2 separate regions of the Homo sapiens genome follow, and region 2 is linked to region 1. A link is an interaction called in ENCODE POLR2A ChIA-PET data of the cell type or tissue named here. Cell type or tissue: OCI-LY7. All regions are shown on one strand.

Region 1 (8,000 bases):
GCCACCAACGCCCGGCCTAAAGTCCTAATTCAATCATAATTTAGGACAGAAGGGGAACTGCTCTTACCCATTTGAATCTTCAAAACATTTTTGTAGAGTTCCATCAGTTTCCAGTCCGTCTGCAAAATGTTTCAATTCTTCAGAAAGAGAAGATGCTAGACAGCACAAATTTACGTGTCATAAAATAAAGGAAATATACGTTTTCATAGTGAGATGCTGACAAAGGTATATTAAGGTAGTCTCAGCTCTAGGTACTGTTACATGTTGGTCCTCAAGCCCACCCAAAAGTGTGGAGTTAAGTATGTAGAAAGATTTTATCTTTTTTTTCTGGTAGGTATAGATAAAATGAAAGACAACTCATTTTTATCTATTTATTTAGACAGACTCTCGCTCCGTCACCTAGGCTGGAGTGCAGTGGTGTGATCTCAGCTCACTGCAACCTCCACCTCCTGGGCTCAAGCAATATAACCCCCGCCTCAGCCTCCCTATTTGCTGGGAATATAGGCAGCACCACCATGCCCAGCTAAATTTTGTATTTTCTGTGGAAATGGGGTTTTACCATGTTGTCTAGGCTGGTCTCCAGTTCCTTGGCTCCAGCGATTCGCCTGCCTCAGCTTCCCAAAGTCCTGGGATTGTAGGCGTAAGCCACTGTGCCCAGCCTTTATGACATTTATGATAAATGTTTCTATAAATGAACTGTGAAAAAGCAGTTTAAAAGGTATATCTGAGGCTGGGCGGGGTGGCTCACACCTGCAATCCCAGCACTTTGGGAGGCCAAGGCAGGCATATCACTTGAGGTCAGGAGTTTGAGACCAGCCAGGCCAACATGATGAAACCCTGTCTCTACTAAAAATACAAAAATATACCTGGGCGTGGTGGTACACGCCTGTAATCCCGGCTACTCGGGAGGCTGAGGCAGGGGAATCGCTTGAACCTGAGAGGCAGAGGTTGCAGTGAGCTGAGACGGTGCCACTGCACACCAGCCCGGGCAAGAATGAGACTCTGTCTCAAAAAAAGAAAAAAAAAAAAAAAAAAAAAAAGAAGTCAGGCAATAGGCAAGAGGGTAATAAGAAACACGGAGGCAAATAAAAAATTATGGGCATAGCCGGGCATAGTGCTTGTAGTTCCAGCTACTTAGGAGGATTGCTTGAGCCCAGCACAGCTTGAGCAACATAGTGAAACCCCATCTCTTTATTAGAAAAAAAGAAAACCAGGCTGGGCGCAGTGGCTCATGCCTATAATCCCAGCACTTTGGGAGGCCAAGGCGGGCAGATCACGAGGTCAAGAGATCAACACCATCCTGGCCAACATGGTGAAACCCCATCTCTACTAAAAATACAAAAATTAGCTGGGCGTGGTTGCGCATGCCTGTTGTCCCAGCTACTCAGGAGGCTGAGGCAGGAGAATCACTTGAACCTGGGAGGCGGAGGTTGCAGTGAGCCGAGATTGCACCACTGCACTCCAGCCTGGCAACAGAGCAAAACTCTGTCTCAAAAAAAAAAAAAAAAAAAAAAAAAAGAAAGACAGAAAACCAAAAAGGCCAGGCATAGTGCCTCACTGCTATAATCCCAGAACTTTGGGATGCTGAGGTGAGAGTTTCACTTGAGCCCAGGAGTTCAAGACCAGCCTGAGCAACACAGCAAGACCCCATGTCTACAAAAAAATTTTTTTTAGAAAGTTAGCTGGGTGTGGTGGCACATGCCTATAGTTCCAGCTACTTGGGAGGCTGAGGAAGGAGAAATGCTTGAGCCTAGGAGATCAAGGCTACAGTTAACTGTGATCATGCCAGTGTACTCCAGCCTGGGCAACAGAGCGAGATCCTGTCTCAAAAAAAAAAAAAAATTATGGGCGTAAGGTTAAAAACAGGCCTCTGCTAGACTTGAAGAGTCCACTACTACATTCAGGTGAAGAACACTAAGGGGAAAGGCTATGTTAATTAGTTATCAGGATAATCCTAGCATATCTACTTTAATTAAGGTGATGGTACAATTCTGAGATAAACAATTTTAACTGGCAAGTAAGCCCAAGTTCATGTATTTTCTAGATCTTTTAAGTGGGTAAACTTGAGTATTTCTGACCCTGGATAAGTGTATATTTACACTATTAGCAGAATAGGTACTTCCTAGAAAGTTCAATCATTAGTATTTTATTTCACAGACAACTAGCTAACTGCCTCGTAATATGAAGAGTTCCTACCAATCAATGTAAAAGAGCCACCATCCTAAGTTTTAAAAACGAACATGAGGCTGAGCCATGGTGGCTCGCGCCTATAATCCCAACACTTTGGGAAGCTGAGGTGGGTGAATCACCTGAGGTCAAGAGTTTGAGACCAGCCTGGCCAACATGGCGAAACCCTGTCTCTACTAGAAATACAAAATTAGCCAGGCATGGTGGTGCATGCCTGTAATCCCAGCTACTCCAGAGGCTGAGGCAGAAGACTCGCTTGAACCCAGGAGGTGGAGGTTGCAGTGAGCCAAGATCGCACCACTGTACTCCACCCTAGGAGACAGAGTGAGACTCCATCTCAAAAAAAAAAAAAGAAAGAAAGTACAAATGGCTCTAAAAATATGAAAAAAGAAAAAATGCTTATCTTCTTCAAAAGAAAAAGGAACACAGATTAAAACTACAAAATATCTTCTATCACCTATCATATAGTAAGAAAATCTAAAAGGCTTTTTTATTGGTGAGAGTGTAAGAAAACAAGTCCCTACATGTATTGCTGGTGAGAGAATAAATTGATACCACTTGTCTGGGAAGCAATCTGGTAATTCCCATAATTTCATTTGAACTAGTTAATTCCAATTCTAAGAATTTATCTTCTTTTTACTTGCATACGTGCCAAAAGGCTTGTGTTAAAAAAAAAAAAAAAAAAAAAAAAAAGGCCAGATGCAGTGGCTCATGCCTGTAATCCCAGCACTTTGGGAGGCCAAGGTGGGCGGATCACCTGAGGTCGGGAGTTCGAGACCAGCCTGACCAACATGGAGAAACCCCGTCTCTACTAAAAATACAAAATTAGCCCGGCGTGGTGGCACATGCCTGAAATCCCAGCTACTAGGGAGGCTGAGGCAGGAGAATTGCTTGAGCCTGGGAGGCAGAGGTTGCAGTGAGCCAAGATTGCACCACTGCACTCCAGCCTGGGCAACAAGGTGGCTCACGCCTGTAATCCTAGCACTTTGGAAGGCGGAGGCAGGCGGATCATGAGGTCAGGAGATCGAGACCATGGTGAAACCCCGGCTCTACAAAAAATACAAAAAATTAGCCGGGCGCAGTGGCCGACGCCTGTAGTCCCAGCTATTCGGGAGGCTGAGGCAGGAGAATGGCATGAACCCGGGAGGCGGAGCTTGCAGTGAGCCGAGATCCCGCCACTACACTCCAGCCTGGGCGACAGAGCGAGAGTCTGTCTCAAAAAAAAAAAAAAATTCATTACATTATTTACTGTAGTAGCAAAAGACTAAAAAAAAAAAAAAAAACAAAAAACAACACTTAAAGCCTATTAGTAAAGAACTAGTTAAATCCAGGCCGGGCACAGTGGCTTGTACCTGTAATCCCAGCACTTTAGGAGGCCAAGGCGGGCGGATCACCTAAGGTCAGGAATTAGAAACCAGCCTGGCCAACATGGCGAAACCCCGTCTCTACTAAGTATACAAAAAATTAGCTGAGCGTGGTGGTGGGTGTCTGTAATCCCAGCTACTCAGGAGGCTGAGGCAGGAGAATCGCTTGAACCCAGGAGGCAGAGGATGCAGTGAGCCAAGACTGTGCCACTGTATTCCAGCCTGGGTGACAGAGCCGCGACTCCATCTCAAAAAAAAAAAAAAAAAAGAAAAAAAAAGCAATAAATATTTCTGCAAGGATACACAAGAAACTGGTGGCCATAGCTACCTTTGGGGAGAGGAACTTAGACTGGGGGCCAGAATGGAAGGGAAGATTATTTTCCACTTTCACACTTCCTTAGCTTCATAAGCATGTATTCTTGCAATTTAAAAAAAGTAGGGGGCTGGGCACAGTGGCTCATGCCTGTAATCCCAGCACTTTGGGAGGCCAAGGTGGGCAGATCACTGAGGTCAGGAGTTCAAGATCAGCCTGGCCAACATGGTGAAACCTCTTCCCTACTAAAAATACAAAAATTAGCCAGGTGTGGTGGCTCCCAGCTACTCGGGGGGCTCAGGCAGGAGAATTGGTTGAACCCAGGAGGCAGAGGCTGCAGTGAGCCAAGATCACCCTACTGCACTCCAGTCTGGGCAAGAGTGAGACTCTGTCTAAAAAACAAAAGGTGGGGGAGCTAGTTTTATAAGGGAGCAGCTTCTGTAAATGGGGATGCTGTGAGCAAAGCTTTGACTGCCCAGGGTCAAAGCTCACTCATCTGTTAGCAACTTACCTTTGGCTCTAAAACTTTCAAGACTGAAGCCCTTAGTGTCCCTTAGGAAAGGTTCAAGTTTCTGAATAGAGAACTAAATAAAGAAAAGCATTTTTAGTACAACCACCAAAAACTTCCAGGCCAGTCCTAAATTTATGTCATTTTATGATGTTTAATAAATATGAAACTAAATACTAAATATGATGTAATTTTTACACATAAGACTTTTCACAGAAACAAATAAATAGATAAGGGAAAAAAAAAAAACTCTTTGTTGACCAGGCACAGTGGCTTACGTCTGTAATCCCAGCACTTTGGGAGGCTGAGACAGGCGGATAATAAGGTCAGGAGATGGAGACCATCCTGGCCAACATGGTGAAACCCCATCTCTACTAAAAATACAAAAAAAATTAGCGGGGCATGGTGGCGCGTGCCTGTAGTCCCAGCTACTCGGGAGGCTGAGGCGGTAGAATCGCTTGAACCTGGGAGGCGGAGGTTGCAGTGAGCCGAGATTGTGCCACTGCACTCCAGCCTGGTGACAGAGCAAGACTCCGTCTCAAAAAAACAACAAAAAACAAACAAAGAAAAAACAAAAGACTTTTTGTTGCTTGGACTACAGATTTTGACTTTCGGTTCAGGAAAAAAAAAAGGTTATTTAATTCACACAAATTACCTGCTTATCTAAATTGATGTAAGCACCTGGTAGCCACATAATACACAATACACCTTAAAAAAAGGCTGGGCACGGTGGCTCACACCTGTAATCCTAGCACTTTGGGAGGCCAAGGTGGGTGGACTGCCTGAGCTCAGGCATTCAAGACCAGCCTGGGCAACATGGTGAAACCCCGTCTCAACTAAAATGCAAAAAATTAAGGGCTGGATGCGGTGGCTCATGCCTGTAATCCCAGCACTTTGGGAGGCCGAGGCAGGCGGATCAGGAGGTCAGGAGATCGAGACAATTCTGGCAGACATGGTGAAACCCTGTCTCTACTAAAAGTACAAAAATTAGCGGGGCGTGGTGGCATGTGCCTGTAGTCTCAGCTACTCGGGAGGCTGAGGCAGGAGAATCACTTGAACCTGGGAGGCGGAGGTTGCAGTGAGTCAAGATCATACCACTGCACTCCAGCCTGGGTGACAGAGTCAGGCTCCATCTAAAAACAAAAGATTGTCACAATAGCAGTTAACAAACACAAAAACATTTCCTAGTTATAAGAACCTTACCTGGAAACTGGAAAGCAGGAGACAGCCAAGCCGTTTGCTTTCTGCTAAATCGACACTGATAGACCGGCTGAGCTCTAACATAAAACATAGCCACATTTAAGGAGCTGGATAGTTACATAGTTAGCAACTAACAAAACTGAAAAATGTCCTCCCTCTTGATAAATCCAACTTAAGGCAAGAACAGCCTTCTTTAGTTAAAGACAGAATTCTAATTTTTGCAGGATCACTGAGGAATGAAGTTTACCCATTTGTTCATCTAAACTTAAAAAAAAAAAAGTTATAAGAATCTTTGTATTGGGCAGGTACGATGCTCATGCCTATAGTCCCAACACTCTGGGGCCGAGGCATGGGATCACTTGAGACCACGAGCTGGAGACTAGTCTGGACAACATGGTGAAATCCCGTCTCTACTAAAAACAGAAAAATTAGCCAGGAGTGGTGGCATGCGCCTGTAATCCCAGCTACTCCAGAGGCTGAGGCATGAGAATCAAAAGGGCTCAGGAGGCGGAGGCTGCAGTGAGCCAAGAGGTTGCAGTAGCTGAGATTACAGGCATGCGCCACCACACCCAGGTAATTTTTTGTATTTTTAGTAGAGACAGGGTTTCCCCATGTTGGCCAGGCTGGTCTTGAACTCCTGGCCTCAAGTGATCTGCCTGCCTTGGCCTTCCAAAGTGCTGGGATTACAGGTGGGAGCCACTGTGCCTGGCCACATCTGAGCTTTTTTATAGGACAGGCACTGCAATGTGCTTTAAACACTCTGTACTGTATACTATAAGAAGAGTACTATTATAAAGTTCCATTTTACAAATGGGAAAACTGCAGCTCTGAGGGGAAATGACTTGCTTGAGGCCAGAAACTGGAAATCGGTGGAGCCAGAATTCAAACCCAAGTCTCTCACCGATATCTGTGTTTTTCCCTCTATTACCACACTGCCTCTCTATAATGACCTCATAATAGCATTAATAACTAACATTTGTTGAACACTTGCTATATAAAAAGCATTTTATGAAATGCTATATACGTATTTCATTAAACCTTGAGGCAAGTATCCTATGAATTCCATTCAGATAACAGATAATGACACAGGCACAAAGTAATAGGTCACTTGCCCAAGGTCATAGAGTGAGTTATTAGACTGAATTGGGTGAGCATTTTACATAATTATGCAACTGAATCCCTAACCAATCGCAAGATGTAGATACCGTTTTTTAAAATTATGTCCACTTGTAAACAATTACTACATAGCAAAGGAATTTTGCTTTGTGAATTATGAGAGCTACATGTCTTTTTGCCCTCTAGCTTCAGCTGGTTGTGTTTTTAAAGTTCTTGTCTCTTAATTGTCACTGCTGTTAGTCAAGAAAAACAGGATACTTTCTGCCTATAACCAAGGAAACCTGACAGGTTGCCAGAAATAACCAGGCAAGAACCAATCTTATTACACTGATGCTTTTCTGTTTAAGTCTAAATACTCCGGCATAGAGCTAAAGGTAGGGCTAATCTTGGGATGCACTGATGTTTTCTCAGCACATTTAGGGACTAAAGTACATGGGCCTTGTGGCAGCAATTTTCTGATGTGCTAAGTGCCTATCTTTACCCAGATTTCCTTCTGTGCATCAGACCACTTGGAAATAGGACGATACCTTAAAACTAATCACAGTAGCTTAACATTTCAGGGCTTACTATGTCCCAAGTACTGTGTTATGTAAGATAGGTACTATTTCATCTCCAAGTTGCTGATGAGGACCTTAAGACAAAGAAGGTTAAGTAATTTACTCAACATCACAGAGCTAGTATAGTCTTCCTGAAATATGCAAGCTTTTCCACGTTATGTTCTGTACTTTGATGCTAAGATATAGTTACTATTGTAAATTCACACAAAATGACACAAATCACGTTCTGTATAGCATCCCTAAAAACTGTTTTTCACTGTAGATACACACACACACACACACACACACACACACACACACACAGAGAGAGAGAGACAGAGAGAGAAAGAAAGTGAGGCGGGGGTGGGTGGGGTGCAGGGAGGGAAGAGGGAAGGGAGAGGGGTGGGGTGCAGGGAGGGAGGAGGGAAGAGAGAGGGGATAGGGAAAAAGAGACAAAGTTTTTTAGAGACAGGGGTCTTACTTTGTCACCCAGGATAGATTGAGTGGCGCAATCATAGCTCACTGCCTTCTTGAATTCCTGGGCCCAAGTGATCCTCTTGCCTCAGCCTCTCTCCAGTAGCTGGGACTACAGGTACGTGCCACCATGCCCTGCTATTTTTTTAAAAACTTTTTGTAGAGATGGGGTTTTGCCATCTTGCCTAGGTTGTCCTCAAACTCCTGGACTCAAGCAATCCTCCTGCCTCCCAAAGTGCTGGGATTATAGGCATGAGGCACCGTGCCTGGCCCACTCTAGATATTTGTATGTGCATCTTCCC
Region 2 (8,000 bases), 170 kb before region 1:
TTTTTCCCTTTTTTGCTGTGGTTTGCATTCACGGCAGTAGTTAGCCCAGGTGTGGGGAACGAGAGTGCACTGCATGATAGCGTTCTGGTGAGCTGGGAAGGACCCACCACTGCCACTGAGGATTGTTTTGGAAGAAAGGAATATTTTTATCTTGGGGACCAGCTAAGTCTCTGCAGTAGTGTGAAATTCCAAATGGTTGTTTTATCATTGGTTTGGTTTACCAAAAAAAAGGCAGGGAAAAAAAAAAAAAACAACCGTATGAGCGCATTGGCTTGTCTGCCGCAGGCACAGAAGGGTAGAAAGCCACAGCAGGGGGCAGTCCAGCAGACTCTGACTCAACTTTCTAGGCACCTAGCAGAGAAAGATAAGATCAAAAGGTGTTTGGTTTTTCTTTTAATTTTTATTGTAGTTTTTTTGGGTGGGTGGGGGAAGTAAACTAGACTGAAGCGATGGATTTTTTTTTTCTTTTTTTTCTTTAGTGTTTTTCCCTTTGTTCTTGAACACTTTTGCCCTGCAGCCTCAGTTTTGAATTCTTTTAGCAACTTGGATTAGAGGGGCCCATATGTCAGAAGCTCCCAGCACCTCCTACTTGGGAGAAAAGTGAGCCATCTGCTGGTCAGGAAGTCCTCCAGAGAGGCAGCTTTTCCCACAATGGTGGCAGGAAACTTTGGGGAAAGCAGGAATGGTGTCCACTGCTGCGGAGGAACTGCCTTCAGAGAAGGTGGGGCTGGAAAAGGGTTAGAAGCCTCCTAGCTGGGATTGTCTTTGTTTCACCTTTCTTTAAATTAGAATTACAGAAGCCCCTGCCCAGTGAACAGATAACGATTGGTCTTATGCTCCTCCCTTTCCCCCATTTTTTCTTTTGCTGTTTTGTTTTTTGTTTTTTGTTTGTTTGTTTGTTTTTTTGAGACAGAGTCATGCTCTGTCACCCGGGCTGGAGTGCAGTGGTGCGATCTCAGCTCACTGTAACCTCCGCCTCCCGGGTTCAAGCAATTATTTGCCTCAGCCTCCCGAGTAGCTGGGATTATAGGCACCCGCCACCATGTCTGGCTTTTAGTAGAGACGGGGTTTCACCATCTTGGCCAGGCTGGTCTTGGAACTCCTGACCTCGTGAGCCACCACGCCCAGCCTCTTTTGCTGTTTCATTGCTGACAGTGTTCAACAATATGCCCCATCTTTATATATCCTAAGAAACACTAATCCTAGGTTATTGCTAGCCAAAATATTTTTGTCCTGAGTAGTGTCACTGGGCCAAAAGATAGATCAGGACGACAGCCTTTAGTTTTCCTGAAATCACCAGGTCAGGCACAAGGAGAAAAGGTTCCTGGATACTGACTAACTTGGGTGGGTGGATCTAGCCAGGAGAAAGACAGTAACATGTGTTCTGTACTTTCTGGGAAGATCCCTGAAGCCATCACAGAGGCTCCCCAACTTCTGAGTCGCCCATCTGTTGCTGTGGGAGTGTGAACGGATCGCTGAAGGAGAGGGAGCTTTGCTCTCTCTAGGTGGGCAAGTTTCCTGGGCTCTCTGTGTTGCCTCCCTCTGGCTTCTTCCTCCCGTGCCCTCTCCCCGTGTGCCCCAGGGGGATCAGGGATCCTCACCCTCCTGAGGCCCAGTGGGGAAGAATGAACATGGCTTCATCCAGGTTAACTGATGCTGCCATTTGCCCAGCCTCTTCCATCCCAGCCCTGTCAGTGAGCCCAGGTCTGGTGCAACTGCTGCAGGATGCCTGTAGTAGGGAACTCTGGAAGTGTATTGGGCTGAGGTGGGATTTTCCCTCCCCACAGTGCACTGAGCAATGGAGGGTGGTGAGGGAGCCATGCTGCTGAATTCTGGTTGGCATTTCCCCATTATGTAAAATGGGGTGTTGGGTAGGGCAGACTCTGCTTGGGTTTGGTTGTAAGATAAACCTGGAGGAGAAGCACAGTTGTCCCATTGAATTATTTGAGCAAAAACTACTGTAAATAACTTTTTTGTCTTTTGTCAAATAAAATTTTTTTTTGTTTTTTTAAGCAGAAACAGGGTTCTTGATTGATCCACCAGGGCTCAGGGCCCAGGCTTGAAGACAAAGCAGTCACTGGCTTCTTATTTTGCTTTACATCTTTTACTCTCCCTCTAGTAGCCAGCTGTGAGTTCTGTGCACGCTGTACCCCCATTCCCTTTCACCAGCTCCATTCTGTATCCCATTCAACTCAGGGTAAAGGGGGCATTTGCATCTCACATTGGGCCAGTCTTCCCTGGAATCAACAGTTAAGCTCTGGGGTTGCTAAGTGGTGAGGATGTAACCTTGAGGAACTGGCAACTTTGTCCTCCCCCTCTCTCGGTAAGAAACAAGCATGACTGCAGTGTGAACCCGGCACAGAGAGAAGCAGCTATGAGATGGAAGCTCCAGTCATGTCTGAAACCAGGACCACCTGTAAACTTCTCTATTATGTAAGCTAGTGAATTCCCCTTTTTGCTTAAACTAGCTGTTAATACGTTTCTGCCATACTGAAATGACAATACACTAACTGCAGCCCAAACTATAAAAACCAAGGTCTGCAACAGTGGGAAACTGAGTTTGGTTGAGTGTGCCTGGGTCTGGGTCTGTGCTATGTTCAGTCTCTTTTTTTTTTTTTTTTTTTTGAAACGGAGTCTCTCTCTCTTGCTAGGCTGGAGTGCAGTGGCACAATCTTGGCTCACTGCAACCTCCGCCTCCCAGGTTCAAGTGATTCTCCTACCTCAGCCTCCCAAATAGCTGGGACTACAGGAGTGCGCCACCATGCCCGGCTAATTTTTTGTATTTTTTAGTAGAGACGGGGTTTCACCGTGTTGGCCAGGATGATCTCGATCTCCTGACCTCGTGATCCACCCACCTCGGCCTCCCAAAGTGCTGCAATTACAGGCGTGAGTCACTGTGCCCAGCCCCAATTTCTTAATTTTTGTACACACACACATGAAAGTGAGATGCCCTAGGTAAAGAAACTGAGTGGGCTGTGGCTTGTGCCTACAGTCCCAGCTACTCCAAGGCTGAGGCTGGAGGATCACTTAAGCCTGGGAGTTTGAGGCTGCAATGAGCTGTGATTGGACCACTGCACTCCAGCCTGGGTGACTGAATGAGACCCCAAGACCCCATCGTTTTTTTAATTTTTTTTTATTCTAAAAAAAAAGAGAAACTGAGTAGGGATTTCAGATACTTGCCTGAACTCATATAGCCCATATAAATATGGAGCTCGAATTCAAATTCAAGTCTGTTTTCCTTCAGGGTCACTCAGGTCTGCCCAGAACCTACCTGAAGTAATATAGTGGTCACTTACTAACATAGTATCATCTAGCTGTCTAGAACAGTGCTGTGGGCTCAGCACAAGAAGTTTCTTCTGTGAATGAAATCTTGGTGGTCTCTCCTACAGGTCACTCTCCTTCAGGAATTTGGAGAGAGAGCCTCCCCACTCAAGTTTCCCAGATTAAAGAGCCTCAGCTCCCTCAGCCATTCACCCAAGGTCCTGATTTTCCCCCATTTCTCTCTCAGTATCTCTCAAACTGCACACTTGGCCCTGGAGCTCAGCAGAATAGGCACATGCTGTTACAGCTTTTCAAAGTAAGTTTAATATTCAATTCACATCGGCCGGGCGTGGTGGCTCATGCTTGTAATTCCAGCATTTTGGGAGGCTGAGGCGGGCAGATCACTTTTGAGGTCAGGAGTTCAAGACCAGCCTAGCCAACATGGTGAAACCCCGTCTCTACTAAAAATACAAAAATTGGTGGGGTGGGAATGGCGCACCCCTGTAATCCCAGCTACTCGGGAGGCTGAGGCAGGAGAATCGCTTGAACCCTGGAGGCGGAGGTTGCAGTGAGCCGAGATCATGCCACTGCACTCCAGCCTGGGCGACAGAGCGAGACTGTCTCAAAAAAAAATAAAAGGAACTGAAACCAAAAGTGTCTTCTGCATCAAGCTTCAAATGAGCCCTGGAGTGAGCAAGCACTCTAGATAATGAAAGTGAACTGCGGGATAATGTGGCTAGGGCCCCTCCTGTGACGCTGGGAACATGATCTAAGGACATCCACCTTTTTTATTAGAGTCTCATTCAGGAAACAGCTTTTAAATGTATCTGCCCTGGTCGTGAATACCCGCTGTCTCTTTGGGCTGGCTATGTATAGCCTGGCCGCCTCTCTATACCCTTGTTCTTTTTTTTTTGAGACAGATTCTTGCTCTGTCGCCCAGGCTTGAGTGCAGCAGTGCAATCTCGGCTCACTGCAACCTCCGTCTCCTGGGTTCAAGTGATTCTCCTGTCTCAGCCTCCTGAGTAGCTGGGATTACACGCACGCACCACCACCCCTGGCTAATTTTTGTATTTTAAGTAGAGACGGGGTTTCACCATGTTGGTCAGGCTGGTCTCAAACTCCTGACCTCATGATCCGCCTGCCTCAGCCTCCCAAAGTGCTGGGATTACAGACGTGAGCCACCGCACTCAGCCTATACCCTTGTTCTTAATAGGGCTAAGATGATGCTTCAAGCTTTTGGGTATCGATTTTGGACTTTGCATTAATATTTTTTTTGTTTTGTTTTGTTTAAAAAGGTGGCCGGGTGGCGTGGTGGTGCATGCTTGTAGTCCCTGCTACTTGGGAGGCTGAGGCAGAAGAATCACTTGAACCAGGGAGGCGGAGGTTGCAGTGAGCTGAGATGGCGCCGCTGCACTCCAGCCTGGCCGACAGAGTGAGACTCTGTCTCAAAAATAAAATAAAATAAAATAAAGGTAATGGTAGTGATTGGTGGGGAGGGGATCTGCCATCCTCTAGATGGGTGGTCAGGGAAGTCCTCTTCCTTTCCACTGTTTTTGAATGGTAGTTTCTCCATGGCCCCCAGGCTTAGAACCTTTTTTTTTTTTTTTTTTTTTTTTTTTGCCTCAACTTAGCCCTAGGAATAAGCATCTCTGGGGTAAGACTGAGGACTCTGGATTTTAAAAGTACAGTCTAGCTTGAAAGCTGCTACATGGGCTGGGCACGGTGGCTCATACGTGTAATCCCAGCTCTTTGGGAGGCCAAGGCTGGTAGATCACGAGGTCAGGAGTTCGAGACCAGCCTGGCCAAGATGGTGAAACCCCATCTCTACTAAAATTACAAAAATTAGCCTGGCGCGGTGGCAGGCACCTGTAATCCCAGCTACTCGGGAGGCTGAGGCAGGAGAATCGCTTGAACCCGGGAGGCAGAGGTTGGAGTGAGCCGAGATCGCACCACTGTACTCTAGCCTGGGTGACAAGGCAAAACTCCGTCTCAAAAAAAAAAAAAAGAAAAGAAAGCTGCTACATGAAAACTCCATATGGCAGAGGCCAGGTCTGCCTTGTATGGCTGTATCCTTGCTATGTTATGCACTAGAGCTGCAGAGGATAAGGTGTGGCACTCGAAGGATGCAGAAATAACCATCACTGCTGTCAGTGTTACTGATTTCAAAGGCATTTCTCTATGACCCAAGCCTGGTTTCAAATTCTTGGTCTGTCACTGATTAGCTGTCATGACCATAGGCAAGACAGTTCACTACTCCAAACTTCAGTTTTCATCATCAATAAAGTGGGAATAGTAATACTTACCTCTTGGGAGGATGAAATAGGATAATCTATACGTTACTATCTATCCTTGCTCAGCACACAGCTGAGGGAAAAACAACCTGTAAAATAACTTACCCCATACCACACAGCTTTTAAGTGGCAGAATTGGGCCTAATTACCCAGAGAAGTAATTCTCAAGCCTAAATATCCATCAAGATCATCAGGAAAGCTTACAAAGATGCATATTCCCAGACCTCACGCCCAGAGAGTCTGGGCAGGAATCTGCATTCTTCACTGATGCCACATGAGATTCTGATGATCTTGCTCCAGAGACCTTCACCATTCATTATCAGGACACTGACCTATCCCCAGGAAACTACTGGGCTGGGAAAGTAGCAACTCTTTGTCTTTCAAAGTTACAAGATGAGAGGAAGAAGGGTCTCTGAACCATCTGACGTCTTTGCTCCCAGGAGGCTATGGTAACTTGAAGGTCAAGTGTAGCCCTACCATTTTAATTACCAAAGTAATCCACACACGATGTAGAGAAATTGCAAGTAAAGGTATAAAAAGAGAAGAGTTTAGCATAATGGTTAATGGTTAAAAGCCCAGCCAGGTTTTGGATGAAAACGAATGTAGCCAGATGCAGTGGCTTATACCTGTAATTCCATCACTTTGGAAGGCCGAGGCGGGTGGATCACCCAAGGTCAGGAGCTTGAGACCAGCCTGGCAAACGTGGCAAAACCCCATCTCTACAAAATACAAAAATTAGCTGAGCATGGTGGCAGGTGCCTGTAGTCCCAGCTACTCCGGAGGCTGAGGCAGGAGAATTGCTTGAACCCAGGAGGTGGAGGTTGCAGTGAGTTGAGATTGTCCCACTGCACTCCAGCCTGGGTGACAGAGTGAGACTGTCTCAAAAACAAAACAAAACAAATGAATGTAAAACATTTAGTGAAGTGACTGGTAGCTAGTGAGGGTTCATTAAGTGCTAGTATGACATTTATTGTGGGCCAAAAAGAAAAAAAAAGACCAGGATGCAATCTCAGACCTCCATTCCAACAACAGGTGCTCTTTCCATGGCTGATGGTTGCCCCCAGGATTTCTGATACCTGTGATCCATCAGTGCCTGTGAGGGGCCAGTCTTACCCCTCAGAATATACCTTCCTCTCCAAACCCCACTCCAAGCAGCTGGCAGTGCTATCGAGGCATTCAGCTGGGAAATAGCCCTAAGGCTGAGCTCATGTGTTCAACTAGTACTAAACAGCTACAAACTCACAAAGACAAAATTTGTCCTACTTCCAAATCTGTCTCTCCCACTTTCAAATCTGACCCTTCATCAAGTTATTTTCCAACTCAGACCACCCAAGATGTTTATTTTAACCAGACGGATTCACTGAGATTCAGCCAGGTTCCCCGCTTCCTAAGATAAGGAAAGCCTTGGGTGAAAGCAAATAGGGAACAAGTCTGAGTCCCAAAAATACCTTTTAGACAAGGGCTTCCCCTCTGGCTGCCAGCTTAGCTTTGTCTGCTCCTAGAGAGGTAAGAGGAGGAACAGGGATCAGGTTTCAGATGCCTGTTGAACTTCTAACTTCCCTTATGACCTTGGGCTACACTGCAGGATTTGAGGACCCTTCCAACTAGAACTTTCTGTGACCTCTCCCAATCCCATGCAAACATAATGGCTCTTGGAGTTACGGTCAGAGCTTCGCAATGTAATACAAACATGACCTAGAGCCGGACGCAGTGGCTCATGCCTGTAATCTCAGCACTTTGAGAGGCTGAGGTGGGCGTATCACTTGAGGTCAGGAGTTCGAGACCAGCCTGGCCAACATGATGAAACCCCGTCTCTACTAAAAATACAAAAATTAGCTGGGCATAGTGGTGGGCACCTGTAATCCCAGCTACTTGGGAGGCTGAGGAGAATCCCTTGAACCTGGGAGGTGGAGGTTGCAGTGAGCCAAGATCGTACCACTGCACTCCAACCTGGGTGACAGGGCGAGACTCTGTCTCAAAAAAAAAAAAAAAAAGAAAAAGAAAAAACAAATATGACATAAAAAAATACTGTCTAATGAGATGCTCAATCATTACTAATCACTAGGGAAGTGCAAATCAAAACCACAGTGAAAATACTACTTTGCACCTAGTAGGATGATTATTAACAGCAGAAAAAGGCTGAGCACGGTGACTCACACCTGTAATCCCAGCACTTTGGGAGGCCGACGCAGGCGGATCATGACGTCAGGAGTTCCAGACCAGTCTGGCCAACATGGCAAAACCCTGTCTCTACTAAAAATACAAAAATTAGCTGGGCATGGTGGCGGGTGCCTGTAATCCCAGCTACTTGGGAGGCTGAGGCAGAAGAATCGCTTGAACCCAGGAGGCGGAGGTTGCAGTGAGCTGAGGTTGTGCCACTGTACTCCAGCCTGGGCAACAGAGCGAGACTCCTTCTCAAAAAAAAAAAAAAAACATGTATCTCCGAAC

The links. ChIA-PET counts read pairs that join two places held together with the same protein. Peaks named below come from ENCODE experiments on the same cell type or tissue, not always from the same donor. Only the 100,000 strongest peaks of a DNase experiment are listed, where the experiment ranks them.
Region 2: POLR2A ChIA-PET joins it to region 1 with 16 read pairs; 17 of 35 experiments call an interaction of 5 or more read pairs at or near these places.

The regions. Positions count from the first base shown.
Region 1 is chr20:36,762,394-36,770,393 of GRCh38, forward strand. It overlaps DSN1 (DSN1 component of MIS12 kinetochore complex), which reads right to left. Exons shown (of 11, transcript NM_001145315.2): 4 at 5,576-5,649; 5 at 4,376-4,448; 6 at 68-155. Among named protein-coding and RNA genes, the nearest start is that of DSN1, 7.4 kb to the right of the region's middle. RefSeq lists an enhancer at 3,177-3,676. In OCI-LY7, no CTCF peak of the experiment used is centred here; no DNase peak of the experiment used is centred here.
Region 2 is chr20:36,591,932-36,599,931 of GRCh38, forward strand. It overlaps TGIF2 (TGFB induced factor homeobox 2), which reads left to right. Exons shown (of 3, transcript NM_021809.7): 3 at 1-2,019. The region is part of intron 2 of TGIF2-RAB5IF (TGIF2-RAB5IF readthrough); the gene reads left to right. Among named protein-coding and RNA genes, the nearest start is that of RAB5IF, 9.8 kb to the right of the region's middle. RefSeq lists enhancers at 1-476, 3,788-4,157. In OCI-LY7, CTCF peaks have their summits at 595 (motif pointing left) and 796; DNase peaks (open chromatin) are centred at 2,370 and 3,980; H3K4me3 peaks cover 1,617 bases; H3K27ac peaks cover 4,269 bases.